5 separate regions of the Homo sapiens genome follow, and all the other regions are linked to region 2. Evidence: chromatin contacts called from ENCODE Hi-C or POLR2A ChIA-PET data. All regions are on one chromosome and are shown on one strand. The core of a region is the stretch at or near the end of the contact, and the rest is flanking DNA. Distances in the headings are between cores, read along the strand shown.

Evidence for each region. A loop is a pair of places that touch in the nucleus more often than their neighbours do. ChIA-PET counts read pairs that join two places held with the same protein, here RNA polymerase II (POLR2A). Pooled maps may share reads with other maps.
Region 1: a loop to region 2 is called in a map of CD8-positive, alpha-beta T cell, with 14 times the contacts of the local background. The contact joins the promoter of LTA4H here to the promoter of EEA1 in region 2. A Hi-C loop is called at or near these places in 2 of 168 maps with a recorded cell type or tissue (CD8-positive, alpha-beta T cell and ascending aorta) and 11 of 50 pooled maps.
Region 3: a loop to region 2 is called in a pooled map, with 10 times the contacts of the local background. The contact joins the promoter of RLIG1 here to the promoter of EEA1 in region 2. A Hi-C loop is called at or near these places in 5 of 50 pooled maps.
Region 4: a loop to region 2 is called in a map of CD8-positive, alpha-beta T cell, with 6 times the contacts of the local background. The contact joins the promoter of ATP2B1-AS1 here to the promoter of EEA1 in region 2. A Hi-C loop is called at or near these places in 2 of 168 maps with a recorded cell type or tissue (CD8-positive, alpha-beta T cell and naive thymus-derived CD4-positive, alpha-beta T cell), 3 of 37 single-sample maps with no recorded cell type and 9 of 50 pooled maps.
Region 5: a loop to region 2 is called in a map of CD8-positive, alpha-beta T cell, with 11 times the contacts of the local background. The contact joins the promoter of DUSP6 here to the promoter of EEA1 in region 2. A Hi-C loop is called at or near these places in 2 of 168 maps with a recorded cell type or tissue (CD4-positive, alpha-beta T cell and CD8-positive, alpha-beta T cell) and 8 of 50 pooled maps. POLR2A ChIA-PET finds 5 or more read pairs at or near these places in 1 of 52 experiments (A549).

Annotation. Positions count from the first base shown.
Region 1 is chr12:96,034,233-96,036,932 of GRCh38, forward strand. LTA4H (leukotriene A4 hydrolase) reads right to left here and starts at 1,355. Exons shown (of 19, transcript NM_000895.3): 1 at 1,129-1,355. The coding sequence starts at 1,287. It overlaps TRD-GTC2-8 (tRNA-Asp (anticodon GTC) 2-8), which reads left to right and starts at 1,789; the gene lies at 1,789-1,860. RefSeq lists enhancers at 454-543, 1,134-1,553, 1,994-2,043, 2,064-2,113 and a silencer at 984-1,083.
Region 2 is chr12:92,927,992-92,930,691 of GRCh38, forward strand. It overlaps EEA1 (early endosome antigen 1), which reads right to left and starts at 1,304. Exons shown (of 29, transcript NM_003566.4): 1 at 1,052-1,304. The coding sequence starts at 1,075. RefSeq lists a silencer at 694-1,773.
Region 3 is chr12:88,034,249-88,036,948 of GRCh38, forward strand. RLIG1 (RNA 5'-phosphate and 3'-OH ligase 1) reads left to right here and starts at 1,288. Exons shown (of 7, transcript NM_001009894.3): 1 at 1,288-1,490. The coding sequence starts at 1,401. It overlaps LOC107984542 (a long non-coding RNA gene), which reads right to left and starts at 1,248. Exons shown (of 3, transcript XR_007063395.1): 1 at 1,166-1,248; 2 at 1-99.
Region 4 is chr12:89,707,563-89,710,262 of GRCh38, forward strand. ATP2B1-AS1 (ATP2B1 antisense RNA 1) reads left to right here and starts at 1,393. Exons shown (of 1, transcript NR_028138.1): 1 at 1,393-2,700. ATP2B1 (ATPase plasma membrane Ca2+ transporting 1) reads right to left here and starts at 1,276. Exons shown (of 21, transcript NM_001366521.1): 1 at 1,034-1,276. RefSeq lists enhancers at 155-244, 255-354 and silencers at 545-774, 925-1,944, 1,965-2,514.
Region 5 is chr12:89,351,202-89,353,901 of GRCh38, forward strand. It overlaps DUSP6 (dual specificity phosphatase 6), which reads right to left and starts at 1,300. Exons shown (of 3, transcript NM_001946.4): 1 at 439-1,300. The coding sequence starts at 838. The region is part of intron 9 of POC1B-DUSP6 (POC1B-DUSP6 readthrough); the gene reads right to left. RefSeq lists an enhancer at 1-426 and a silencer at 2,246-2,555.

The DNA of each region.
Region 1 (2,700 bases), core at 105-2,604, 3.1 Mb after region 2:
TCCTGCCCTGGTGAAGAAGCCGAATTTGGCTGTCTTTTCATGACCCTCTTATTTTTAAAATGATCTTCTATGAAATTCTTCAGGTGAAAGGTACCTTCAGATGAAAGGTATAAACCAAATACTATTGGGCAATTTGAGCAAGAACATTAAATATAGGTTATGATACAGATAAAATCATTGAATAATATTCCATGAATCTACAACCTTTCTTCATTCCAATGGTTATAGAGTTTGTAGAAGTATGTGTTTTCTAAGTGAAATAACTACTTGGCTCCTTGGAACCAACTATTAAAAAAGCGTATTGAATCATCCTTAGAAAATTTGAACGTCCCATCCGTTCTTAAATTATTAGAAGAAAGTTGATAAGATTAAAAAGTAGAAAGGACCCTGAAGAGAGAGAGCTGCGCCTAGAGTTAGCAAGCAGGGACTGTTAGTTTCAAAGTAGGGCGGAAAGAAGAGGCCTGCCCGGCCGGGGCTGGAAATCCTAAGAGGCTTGAGAACGACTAGCAGGGAGATCCAGGGAACTAGGAGGGAGACGGATGGGTGGTGCCCTGCAGACCTGTGGATTGAAATAAGTGTTCCCGGGAGGCAACCGTGGGATCAGGGATCGACAGGACATGGGATCTGAGACTTGGGTGAGATTGTTGACTGAGGAAGGTGCCCAGGGGGCTGGGAAAAGTCTGGGGCCTGAAGAAGGGGGTTCTGGGCCGCAGGCCGAAGCAATGGGGAGGCCATGGAGTAATTAGAGCCAGGAACTAAAATTATGGGGGCTACTGCAAAGATGACACCTAAGGGCTGGGTGAGTTGAGAGGAGTGGACGAGGCGCTGGATGTGCCCAGGGACCTCGGAGAGAGGATCCAGGCGAGGGGCGGAGGAGACATACGTATAAGTGGGGGCTGAGGGAAGGGATGCAGAGGCGTAAGCGGGGTTGAGAAGGGGTGCTGTGAGAGATCTGGGGGCTGAAGTGCACAACATGAGTTGGATGGAGGCTACAGAAGAGCAGACGGGGACGTGGGGCTAGGCAGGGGCCGCGGCGGGGTGAGCCGGAGATCCGGGAGCCCGCAAGGACTAGGGTCGAGGGGCAGGGAGCCCGGGAGAGGCGGGCACTGGGCAGGCGCCCCACTGTACCAGGCTGCGCAGATTGTCCTCCTGAGACTGGACCGTGAGAGCAGCAGTCCCGGTCAGCGTCCGGCGAGTAAAGTCGACGCTGCAGCGCAGGTGCAGGTGCTTGGTCCGGCAGACGGAAGCCGGAGAGGCCAACGAACAGGTATCCACTATCTCGGGCATGGCTCTGGGGGATCACACAGCACAGCGACCTACAGCCCAACGCTCAGCTACCAGACTCGTCGATAGAGAACCTGAGGAGGAGGGAGAGAGGTAAAGAAGAGGAGGAGGGATTCGCGGTGCACGCCGGGAAAGGAAGTTTCTTAAAGTCAGACGAGCGTTGGGGGATGGGTGAAGGAACTACAAGTTCCATGGTGCCGCGCGGCAAGCGGGCGCTTGGCTACCTGGGAGCGTGTGTGTTAGGGATGTTGAGGGGGACCAAGCGTGCTCCTGGAGCTGAAGAAGAGGAGGGGAGTAGGGGCAGTTAGAAGGGTGGCCGAAGGGAAATGATGAGAATGGAGGGGGAGATAAAACTGAACACTACCATTTTGGCTCTGTTCAACTTTCGTGGAAGCTGTGGTGGCAAACGTAAGAAAATCAGGTTCATTGGTGTTTGCATATAGCGAGGGCGGGGCGGAGCAAAAACGTAGAAAAGGCCTATCAGAAGGCTTTCTTTCGTGCGGTTCCTCGTTAGTATAGTGGTGAGTATCCCCGCCTGTCACGCGGGAGACCGGGGTTCGATTCCCCGACGGGGAGGCACAGTAATTGTTTTTTGTTTTTAGCTGTAAGTAATTCAAGGTTTAAACAGTTGTTTTGTCAGTTTCAGTGTTTATTATGTATATCCCCAGAACCTGCATCTCTCAAACGGAGAAAGCCAACATTCCCATCTTAGAAACTAATGAATTTCTATAAAAGTTATGCACTGGTCGCAATGGGAGTACAGAGCTGGGACATCTAGCTCAGCTCTGGGGCCTTTGTGGCAGGTGAAGGAGGATTGAAGGATGCCTTGCCTTTAGGGTGGGGCCTCAAAATTAAAACTGGAAAAATTGGAAGAGGCTAGGTTTCGAAGGACCTTAAATAGGTGGCCTTTTAATCCTGGGTGCATTAATGGGGGACCCACTGAAGAGTTTTCAGCAGGCGACTGATAAAGCATGGTCAGACTCATGTTATAAAATGCGGTATCAAAACCATTAGCAGGAGATTTAGGAAACTATTAAAATGGCTCAATCAGAAGATGCTGGGGGCCTGACATAGGTAAGTAGTAAGTTAGGATAGAGAGGAAGGAATGAATAGAAGGAATACTTATATAAGTGGATTCACAGATTGAGAGGAGACGAAGGTGGCCCAGGCTTTCGGCTTCAGTGGCTGGCTAGTCATTAACCAGAGGTAGTAGTCTATATGAAGAGGACAGTATGTTAGGCTGTACTTGCATTGCTATAAATACCTGAGACTGGGAAGAAAAGGGGTTTAATTGGTTTACAGTTACGCAGGCTGTACAGGAAGCATAGCTCCAGTATGCTTCCAGGTAGGCCTCAGGAAGCTTACAATCATGGCAGAAGGTGAAGAAGGGGCAGGCCTCTACATGGCCCGAGCAAG
Region 2 (2,700 bases), core at 54-2,553:
TCTTCCGCACATTCCTCGGCTGAATCCTACAAATTCACTAATTTCTTTTGTCCTTTGAACTAGTTATCCTACTCCCTCGGTAAAGAACTAATAGGCTCGGCACCTACTTTTCAATCATTTACATTTTGTTACACCCTATCAGCCTCAAAAAGAAAAGAAAAAAGCTATACCAAAAAAAAAAAACAAATTTAAGTTGACAGGTACAATAACTCTTACAGGAAAAGAGATGTGAATTATGTTATTCTAGTAACTGATTCTTAAATGATACACCTACAGTTTTCTAATGCTCTAATCTTTCTATCCTCAAGGTTTTCCAGATTTCAGAGACAGCACAGGCAGAAACTAAGTGTATATACCACTTGATCAAGCTTACTGCGGATTTATTCTTGGATAGCTAAAATAAGGTAGTGGGGCTTGCACAGAAAACATATTTTTAATTAAAAAAAAAGTTTCCAACAGTGAGTAACATCTTCCTTCTCGGCTGACTGTGCCAGTGTCAGTCCCACGCCTGGGCCCAGGCTAGGCCGGGGCTCACCACACCACCCTCCACTGTGGTCCAAAGGAGAAAGCAGGGCCGTGTGTGGCAGGTGCGCATCGTGTCAAATTGGGGGGCACGGGGAGTGCGGCGGGTGGGGAAAGGCGAAGCAAGCCGCCCGAATCTCCCATGGGGCGTTCTCCAGCCCGGCAGGCGGCGGCTGGCCCGTCCCACGGGCACCAACTCTCCATTTTCACTCCCACTCAGGGTTCCCGGGAGGAACGCGCCGGCACCACACCCTCCAGCTCGCAGCCCGCTCGCACACACGGAGCCCCGCGCCGGAGCGGGCGCCAGGCCTGGACGCGCGGGGCCACCAGGGCTCTGCCTGCCGCCCCGCCGCGCCGGCCCCACCCGCCCTCCCCGCCCCCGGGCCGGGCGACCGAGGCCTAAGCGCCTGCCGGGCTGTGGGGCCTAGGGAAGGAAGGAGCCCGCGCTGAGGAGGGGCGCCCGCGCCGCGGCCCCGAGCTCCGGCTGTCCCGCTCACGTGCTGCCAGAAAGACGGTTTCACTCTCTTACCCTCTGTAAAATCCTCCTTAACATGGTTTAACCACCACCCGGCGCCGCCGCGGTGACTCTCCAGACCCTGCGCGGGGCCACTCACTACTCGGGGTGCGCGGGCGGGAGGGACTGGGCCGGGAGGGGACCGGGAAGGAGGTCGGGGCGAGGCGGTGGCGACGGCCGCTCGGGCGGCCCCGACTTCCCCACAGGCGGCGAGAGGGAGCACGCGAGAGAGAGCGAGCGAACGACTAGGCAGCCTGCGAGCGCCTCCAGCCCGCCCGCCGGGCAGCCCCCGTAACTGACAGATGGGCGGGCCCGCCCGCGGCCGCCGGGGGGCGGGGCGGTGGCGGGCCCGCCCCTCGCCTGTCCATTCGCGGGAGGCGGGGCTGAAGGGGGCCGGTCCAGGCCAGCGACCAATCGGAAGCGGTGGCAACGTGGGCGGCTGCGTGACAGACAGGCGGCAGGACGCTGTCGCCGCAGCTTCTTCCGGCTAGCTGGGGGACGCCGAGGCTGCGGAGTGCACGCCTGGGCTCCGTCAGAGGGCCGCGCCCGCGCGACGACCGCGTGCCCGCTAGTGGGAGGCGGGCGAGGACCCCTGGGGGTGTCCCTCCCTGACCCAGGCGGGAGGAGGGGACGCCTTAGGCTGTTTTGTAAAATGTGTCGGTGTGACCCTTCCGGCGATGGCTCCTGACTCGACGTGGTATTGAGCCTGAGCTATATGCTAGTTTCTGCTGGAAACGCTGACTCTGCCTCTTAGCCCCTGGGTTGAAGCCGACTAGAGAATCTCAGACGTGCTTAACCGGTCTGTTGGGCTTCCCTGCCCTTTTCCAGTCCCAGGTTTCCTTTCCCTGCTCCCTTCCTGCTTCTAATTTCAGCCAAAGAGAAAGCAAAGATTTAGAAAAGAAGGGTAGGAAGAAGCTGGAATTTGAATTGGCAAGAGAAGTTTGAGGTTGTCTTTTCTAGATCAAAACAATTTTTAATAGGCTGATGTTCACATGTTGCACTTTCTAAAGCCCGTGCTTGACCTCCTAAGGAATTTTAAGTCCTATTCTGATAATCGATTTATGAAGTAAATTGTCATTAACGCCTCTGTTTTATAGATTAAGAAGAAAATGAGGTCACAGATAAATATCGTGCCAAAACGACGTGGTCTTTGAACTGACCTCCAGGCACGATGTCATTATTTAACTCGAGAAATCACAGCTTCTGCGTCCTACCATTCTGCCAATATTCACAGCCAAGAGGCTCAACTTAACACCCTGGTAGAAAAAGAGAAGCCTTTAATATTGCTTGAATAGGGAAGGAGAGGGAATAATGGAACTAACCTTGCTGGGAGGGAAAAAAAAAAAAAAAGAAAAAACCAACAGACCACTGAATGAAGCCTATGAAGCAATGAATGGAGTGCTTTTTGGAAAGCACTTCCAGATCTTTTGAAAAGCAGCACAAAATTAAATATTATTTGCAAATCAGTTAATGAATAGGAAAATGTTTTGTAAAGTATAATGCATTATATAATGTAATATGATATTTCTATCCCAAATATATTTGGTTTTTTATTATGTGTGTGTGTGTCTCTCGATGGTGCAGCAGCACGGTCATGCCTACAGCTAATATATGAGTAATCACTAGTGATAATGCACTTACAAAGAACATACTTTTCCATCTTT
Region 3 (2,700 bases), core at 38-2,537, 4.9 Mb before region 2:
AAAAAGTTTCTGGTTCCAACAGCACACAGCCAGCATCAGGTGTTTTCTTTTTTGATAAATGCAGGCGGGGTGTGATGTGGGAGAACATTTTGTGTTTTCCTGTGAGAAAAAGATAGTAGAAAAGAAAGTAAACACTTTGAAATGGCAAATCTCTTTCTTCCTCCCTCCCCTCTGAATCCAGTAATCAAAAAACTGTGAACTTTTTTTAAATTTTATTTTTTTTCACTGTCAGTATTCAATATAACTGTGAACTTTTTAAAGGAAGATGTTTTATTCTTTGAGAACCCCCTTACTAGTTAGATACCTCTAAGTGAGATATAGTTGTTTAATTTTTCCAAGGGCTAAGTCAGTAACATGCTGGACAGTTGAGTACATGCAGATAAGACAAAGAAATGAGACCTGGGCCTAGTCCAAGCCCATAAAGGATGGCAGTAAAGTCAAAATTCCCCTACAACTTCAGGCTAGGAACTACTACATTCAATGAGATGGAAAGGCTACTATTCCTAAATATTTAGTATTTATTTTATTTAGTCATTGTCCATCTTATCACTTACCCTCAAAATATTCTTTTGAGCAGTAAGTTAAGGCTGTTTTTAGCTCGCAGTTGATTGACTACCATTACTCAAGCCATTTGGGCTGTTGGAGCTCACCTTTAATTAAACAAGATTCTTATGAAAAACTTGAGAATGAAATCTGGTTGTAGGTATTCCTGTACTTTTGGATTAGTCTAAGGCTGAAATTTCGCACTCACTCCGAAAAGAACATCAGAATCATTTCGACCATGCTATGCTGCACAATAAGGAGTAGTTCAAACGACAACTTTTTTTGATCCCAGGTGTTTTATTATAGGGTTTTCTGATAGTCTTACCGGAAAGGAAGTTTTCATTCTGCTTGGGAATCTGGGGATGTCTCTAGCCATTTCTAAACTTCTACAGTGCTTCCCCCACGAACTAAAGATAACAGGCAAGCAGTTTCCATTGGAACTGTGTTAAATCGACATCTGAAATGTTCATTGCTTATAATTTGATCTTATTTAATTTCCCAAAAAATCATTAGTTACTAGGTATTGCTAAGTACCCACGTTCGGGAAACGCATCTTTTTTTTTTTTTTTTCACGGTTATTAAAACCGAGGGTGGGGGGCGGAGGACGCACGTGGGAACCCACCAGGCGCCTCAGCTTCTGCACTACAACTCCCAGAAGGCGCCGCGGCCAGGAAGCCGCTTCTGGACGGGCGTTCCCGCCCCTCGCTGGGCTTGGTAGTTGGGGCGCAGCCGCGGTGGCTGGGCGCGGAGTGTGCGTGGCCTGAGCCGTGCGGGTGACTGCTTCAGGGCTTCTCCGCGACTGGACCGGGCGCCGCTCGAAAGCACGCCCTCCATTCGCACTGCTTGTTGGGCTCATCATGAAGCGCTTGGGCTCCGTGCAGCGGAAAATGCCGTGTGTGTTTGTGACGGAGGTGAAAGAGGAGCCTTCCTCCAAAAGGGAGCATCAGGTACGGAGGAGCGCCGGGCAGGCTTGGCGGCCCGCGTGGGCTCCTCCCCGCGGCGCTGGCTCAGTGCGAACCCGGCGAGGGCGGCTGGGCGCTTTAGAACTGCCCTGCAGGCCAGGAACCTCTGTAGGTTTCCCTGGGGAGGTCTGGGGTGGGAGTTCCGTACGCCCTGAGCTCCAGGTTCTTGTACTTTTCTTAGTTGTGAGGGAGGGAATTTGCGAAAGAATTTTCCTTATCAGGAGATTCAAACTTGTCCTCGCAAGGAAATGGATAACTCACATCCACAGCATGTCCCTTCCTTTTCAGGTCAGCACCTTTTGGGGAAACCCCCTAATCAGGTAATTGCCACAGTCCAAGCTTTACTACTTTTCAAGAGTGCAGTAAGAAAGGGTGGATATTAGAAGACTTGCTTTACCTGTTCTGTCCGAACCAGTGGCGGTGTTGACAGTAGCCTAATTAGGTCACTGAAGTTCACACCTCATATTACCAGTAATTACTTAATTTATTCTAACTTTGGTGTTCTCAAGGTTTTCTGTTGCAGCAACGTGTTTTCCATAGTGTGCCCTCGGTAAATGCTAGTGAGTAACCTATATTTGGGTAATTTTTTCATATTGTACTATAAAACGTTGTAGTCTTTGATCAGTAGAATCCCCAGTGATTAGTTGGGTGCTTCCCAACTTTGCTGATTTCAAACAAAACCAACATGTCCATTGGAAATCCACCTCACTTGAGTTTCATCATTGGCACTGGCTTTCTCGTCTTCTGGACTAAAACTTGTTTAAGGCAAAGATTGCCCTGTTATCTTTAGTCCCAGCTTCTAGGACCTGGCACGTGGTAGGCACTGGATAAATATTTGTTGAATTAAAGAATGAACCCTGGAATCATTTCATGCCAGTTTTCCATTCACCTTGATGCTTTTTACCTTATAGCATCTGATCTTTTCCTGCTTTCTAGTGCTGTCACAGCTGTTACAGTTAATATTTCATGTCCTGCTCATTGCACCACCTAACTGGTCTTACTTGCCACTCAGACTGATCATCACCATGTTCTTTCCTCGTCAGAATACCACAGTTATTACTCAATGTTTGTAGCAGTAATTGGCTTTTTTTTTTAGCTGTAACAAATGTAATCCATATGAAACATTATCATCTGTTTTAGTATTTCACTCTACTGTGATTTTCAACTTCGTATGTTTGAGGGGAGTAGTTTGTGA
Region 4 (2,700 bases), core at 143-2,642, 3.2 Mb before region 2:
TGGCTGTCTGCAGCGCTCTAACCCAAAGAAAAGGTAAATATCAGCCTGTCGAGGAGGGTCGAGCCCTCCAAGTACCTGCAGACCCCTTTAACCCACCCGGACGCCCTGCCCTCCCCTCCGAGCCAAGCAGCGCACAGGGTGCGAGCACTCCCAGCGCTGCGAGTCCCGCAGAAAACTGGTGAATGAAATGCGCACAGAGACCAACCTGGCTGGTGACCGCGGCGCAGAACCAGGGGTCGCTAACCAGCTTAGCCACAGGATTCTCCCGCAGGATGGGATAAAGAGAGCACAGCCCCCACCCCACACCCCTGCCACTGGAACGCGGTCCTCCTACAGACTCCTTCCTCAAAAAGGGAGGTGGGGGCGCAGGCTTTTTTCTCTTAAACTAAGTGAATAAACACGAATCGGAAACAACTGTGAACATCCTGGGGGGCCAGACGGAAGGCGTGAGGAGAAAGACCAGGCGGCTCTCCAACTCCCGAGGAATCACCGTCCTGACACGCCAACAATCAACCACCAGGGCCAGGGGCCGACCAGGGGCCCCCGCTCCCCTCCCGCAGTGCGTCTGGGGGGCCGAGGCCAAGGATTAGAGGGGTGACCCTCCCGGGGCGCGGGGAGAGGGAGTGCCGGGCACGGTGCCCTCAAGGTCACCACGCGCCGTGGCGGGGGCGACCGGTGGCGGGATGGGCTGTGGCGCGGCCGAGGCGGCTTCGTGAAGCCGAAGACCTGCGGGTGTAGACCAGAAGCCCCAACAAGCCCCATCCCTCGGGCCCGGAGCAGCGACTCCCAGACTGACCCGGCGCTGAGGTGCACGGCGAGAAGCCCGCTCACCTTCACAATCTCCCGGCAAGAGGCAACCTGCGAGGGGCCCCGACCGCCCCCGTCAGCTTCTCCCGAATCCGGCGCAACCCGCTGCGCACCCAGCTATCAGGATCCCCGCCGCGACGCCCGACCTCCGTGCTCCGCCTGGCCTCCCCCGCAGGTGACCTGCCCCGCCGCCCCCGGCCGCGGGCGGGCGGCGGCCGCCACTCACCTCGCCCGGCAGTGGGAACCATTTTCCGAGGGGGAAGGAAAGGCAGGCTGCGGGAGGGTCGCGGGGCGTTAAGGGGCAGCGGGAAACGCAGAGGATGGGGGCTCCGTCCTCAGCGCGTCCGCAGCCGGCTCGCAGGGCTCGGGGCGCCACGCGGAGGTGCAGCTGCACCTCGGGGATGGGGCGGCCAAGGAGCCGAGAGGCTCGGCGTCCACCAGCCGGGGCTCCCTACTCACGCTGCACTGCGAGGAGGCGGCGGCGGCAGCGAAGGAGGAGGAGGCGGCGCCCGGCCGTCCCCGCCCAGAGCCCGGCAGCCACCGAGTGGCCGCCCGCGTCCCCGCAGGACCCGCCTCCTCGGCTCCGCAGAGCGGCACACAGGGCGCGCCGCGCTCGCTCGGCACGGGCAGCTCAGCCGGCCTCACGCCGCCGTCCGCAACAGCAGCCGCGGGCGGGGTGCAGCCACCTCCGTGAGCGCCGCAGCCCGCCCCACTCGGGGCGGGGCCCGCGGGCACCGGAGAGCGGACGGCCGAGCACGAGGGGGCTGCGCGCAGCTCCGGGCAGGGACCCCGTCTGCACCGGGTGGCCTGCAAGATTGCCGGGGTAGGCAGGGGGAGGAGAACGCTCACCCGTTCCGGTCTGGCGCTCCCTTTTCTCCACACCCACACGCCTCCCGCTCCACGCTGGCGGCGCAGCTGCTCCCGCTGCCACAGCCGCCACCGCCGCCGAAGCTCGCGCCGCCGCCGCTGCCGCCTTGGCTGAGCGCGGTCACGTGACGCGATCCGCGGGGAGCCTGGGGGCGGGCGAGTGCGCGCGCGCGCGCGCGGAGGAACCGCGGCTCGGACCGGGACTGGGAGCTGAGCGGCACTGGGAGGGCGTTTAAGGGGAGGACCCGGCGAGCGCGCCCTCGGCTGGCGAGCGCGCGCCTGGCGATTAGAACTTGCCGCGCGGTCGGGAAAGGGTGGCCGGAGTGAGGGGCGGAGGTGGGGACTTGCGCCTCCGCACGCCCCTCCCTTTCTTCCTTCCCCTGAGCGCCTTGGCTTGCCGCTGCCCCCGCCCCCTCCAGCGCGCCCCTTCCCTCCTGCCGCAGCCTGCGATTGGCTGAGAGGCTCTGACGTCCGTGTTTCCATGACGTGTTGGTGCAGGAGGGAGCGGCGGGGGAGGAGGGGGTGGCCAGGCGCGCGGGGAGGTGACTCCGTCAGTCACAGCTGCTGTTTCGGCGCGGGGCCGGGCCGCTGCCGCGACGTGTGGAGGCAGGAGAGCGATGATTGCCGCAGGAGAAGTGCGGGCGCCCTTCACCTGGGGCCCCTCCCGAACCGCCCCCGGGCCCATGCCCCTCCAGGGCCCAGGAGCGAGCCAGCGGGAGGGCGAGGGCGAGCGCTCCTGGCGAGGACAGATTAAGGCGAACCCCCAGTCAGCGGACATTTGAGCGGCTCCTCGCCGCGTCTCTGCCCCCACTCCAAACCGGACTCGACGCCTGTCCCGGGCCGTGACGCACGCACCGGAGGAAAAAGTGCTTCTCGGCTCGCTCCCTCTTTGGGGAAGAGAGCTCACTCCCCATGCGGGCGCGGGACACTCCATCTCTGTTCCTGCCGGTCGGGTCCGCAAACACCGGGGATCCCAGCTGCGGCGCCCAAAGGGTTAACGCAGGCGTTCGGCCAGTGCAAACCGGC
Region 5 (2,700 bases), core at 50-2,549, 3.6 Mb before region 2:
GGCCCGCCTCGCCAGGGAACCCTTATTCGCTTGAATCCGGAAATAGACAAAATGGCAACTTTTTGGAATATTTTGAGAGCTAAGATGTGCCAATTTGCATCCCCAACAATCTCTCCCGTCCTGCAAATCTTAATTCAAAATCGAACGATAGAAAACAGGGTGATGGTGGAGGATGTTCTGGCTAAGAAGGCGCAGAACCCGTTAGAAAGAAACCGCCGGTACCCGCAGCCGGAAGCGAGTGGATTCTGAGCCGGCCCGGTTCTCTGGTGCGGAACGCGCGGTTCGCGGCCCCTACCTCGCCGGCTGCCGGTCCCTAGGCGGGCAGCGCGGCTCCGAAGCTCCAGCTGAGCGGAGCAGAGGTATTTTCAATCCACGCGCCCCGCCCGCAGCCCTGCGCCCCTAGCCCTGCCCCGCGCGCGGAGTTCCCTGGGCGCGTACCTTCCAGGTAGAACGCCCGGCAGCCCTCGTCCTTGAGCTTCTTGAGCAGCAGCCCGAGCACCGACTCGCCGCCCGTATTCTCGTTCCAGTCGCTGCTGCTCTCGTCGTAGAGCACCACTGTGTCGGTGCCACAGCGCCGGGTGAAGCGGTCCCGGTCCTCGCCGCGCGTGAAGAGCGCGCGCACCGGCAGGTTACCCTTCTGCAGGCGCCGCAGCATGATGCCCGGGATGGCCACGTTGATGGCCGACTCGATGTGCGACGACTCGTATAGCTCCTGCGGCCGGCAGTCCATCAGCAGCAGCCGCTCGTTGCCCAGCTCCAGCTGCTCGTTGAGCCACGCCACCGTCTTGCTGATCGCCATTTCCGACGCGAAGGGCACGGGTCTGAGCGTATCTATCATGGGGGTCGAGCTGCGGGAGAGGGCGGGGTGCCTACCAGACGCCCCTCGGGGCAGGCATAGGCCGAGCGCACCGCGCGCGAAGCTGCCGCTCTCGGAGCGGGGTTTAATTCCGCCTCGCCTTACCCAAGCCGAGGCTAGCGGTTGGGGCAGACGAGACAGAAGTAAAGCCGGAGGTTCTCTCTGCACCCAGCTGCAGCCGCTGGCTCTTAGTGTCAATGAATCTCTCTCAATGAAGCTGCCCAGATAGTTTTTGTTCCTCCCCAGTGAATGAAATCCAATTAATTCGGACTCCGTGCTACTGAGAGGGGAGGAAAAAAAGTCTAGCGGCTTCTAATCCCTCCCTCCAAGGCTGCACCTCAAATCTACCCGGGCGTCTTTCTCCCCGGATTATTTAAGACTCGATTTGCTATCTCTTGGACTCAGCCTCGCACACCCCCTGCGCGAGGCAGCTCCTCAATGGATACAAACAGCGAGCGTCTCAATGGATACATTCTCCGGGCCAGCCAATGAGCGTGCTGCGGAAGGGGCTGTTGCCGTGGGGACGGGCCGGCTGGAACAGGTTGTGTTGATGAATTGTTAATGAGTTTGTCATTCACAAAAACGGAAAGGAATTTCCGCTCCGGATAAGCCCCAGTGCAAACAAGCTGCAACAGCGGGCTCGGCGGGAGGAAGGAGAAAGAAGGGGAGGCGGCAGCGGAGGAGGAGCAGGGCACATAAACCAGGGCACTTCAGTTGTCTCATGTTTCCTTCTGTTGAGAGTTCACACTTCGCGTCGGAACTTTTGCGCACCAATGGCGCAATTAGCATGCACAAAAGCCCTTGTTCGCGACGCTTGCGTTCGCGAGCTAGCTTTAGGAAAACTTGTGCTGACTTTTCGTTCTTTGTATTCCCTTCAAACTCATTTGGACCCAAGTTCGCCTTAACCCTCCCCTCCCCCAACCCCCCTTCTTTAGGCGGTGTGTGGCATTTGTTTGCCACTTTTAAAGGCCCAGCTCTGTTTGCTCTGATGTTCTTTTAGCCGAGGCTGTGTTGGGGCTGGTGAACTGACTGGGCTTTAGTGACCGATGAGGTGTTAAATGCTAATCCAACATATTTCGAAACAAACCAGGATTTTGTTGAAACATTTTAAAGCAAACAAACAAACGTCTGGTTGTGCAGAAAATCAGAAGAAAACCTTTTTTCTTAAAATAACATTTTATTTTCATTAAAACAATGTAGAGTGCAGAAACAAACTCTTAGGTCAGTCCAGTGCTTTTACTGTATTCCGCTCCGGCGGCGTGGGGAGTTACAAGCCATTGTTCGGGGGAATCTATATCTCTCCCCCCGCCCCACCACCACCATCGCCTGCTGGGAGGTCGCGCTGGTTAATGATTTCTGGGCAAGGAGCTCGGCTTCTGACGGGGGAGCCGGTCTGGCGGGGCTGCCTGAGCGAGGTGTGCTGGGACGCGCCGGGCCGGGCCAGCAGTCCCCGCCATGGGCGAGGCGTGAGGAAGTCCTCCCGCAAGACCTGCAGGCTGCGGGGGCTCGGCAGGGGGGCTCGACGATTGGTTACAGTTGGCAGGGAGGCATGTCAGAGGGGGCCTCCCCAGCCCTCTCCTGCCGCCGCCTCCTCCCTTTGTCCAGCGCCGGGCACTCCGGGGAGCACCAGCCGCGCCTGCGCGCTGCGCTCCCTGCCACCGCCCCGCCGTCCCCGTCTCCCCGCTTGGGCACGGGGCTGTGCGCGACGCAGTGGACGGGTGCGGGGCTCAGCGAGGGACTCCCGGGTCCATAGAGATCTGGGGAGGGTGGGGGGAGCAAGGACGAGTGCCTGCCGGGACCCCCCTGGCTCCTCGCTCCCAAGGAGTCGAGGGGAACGTCTCTAC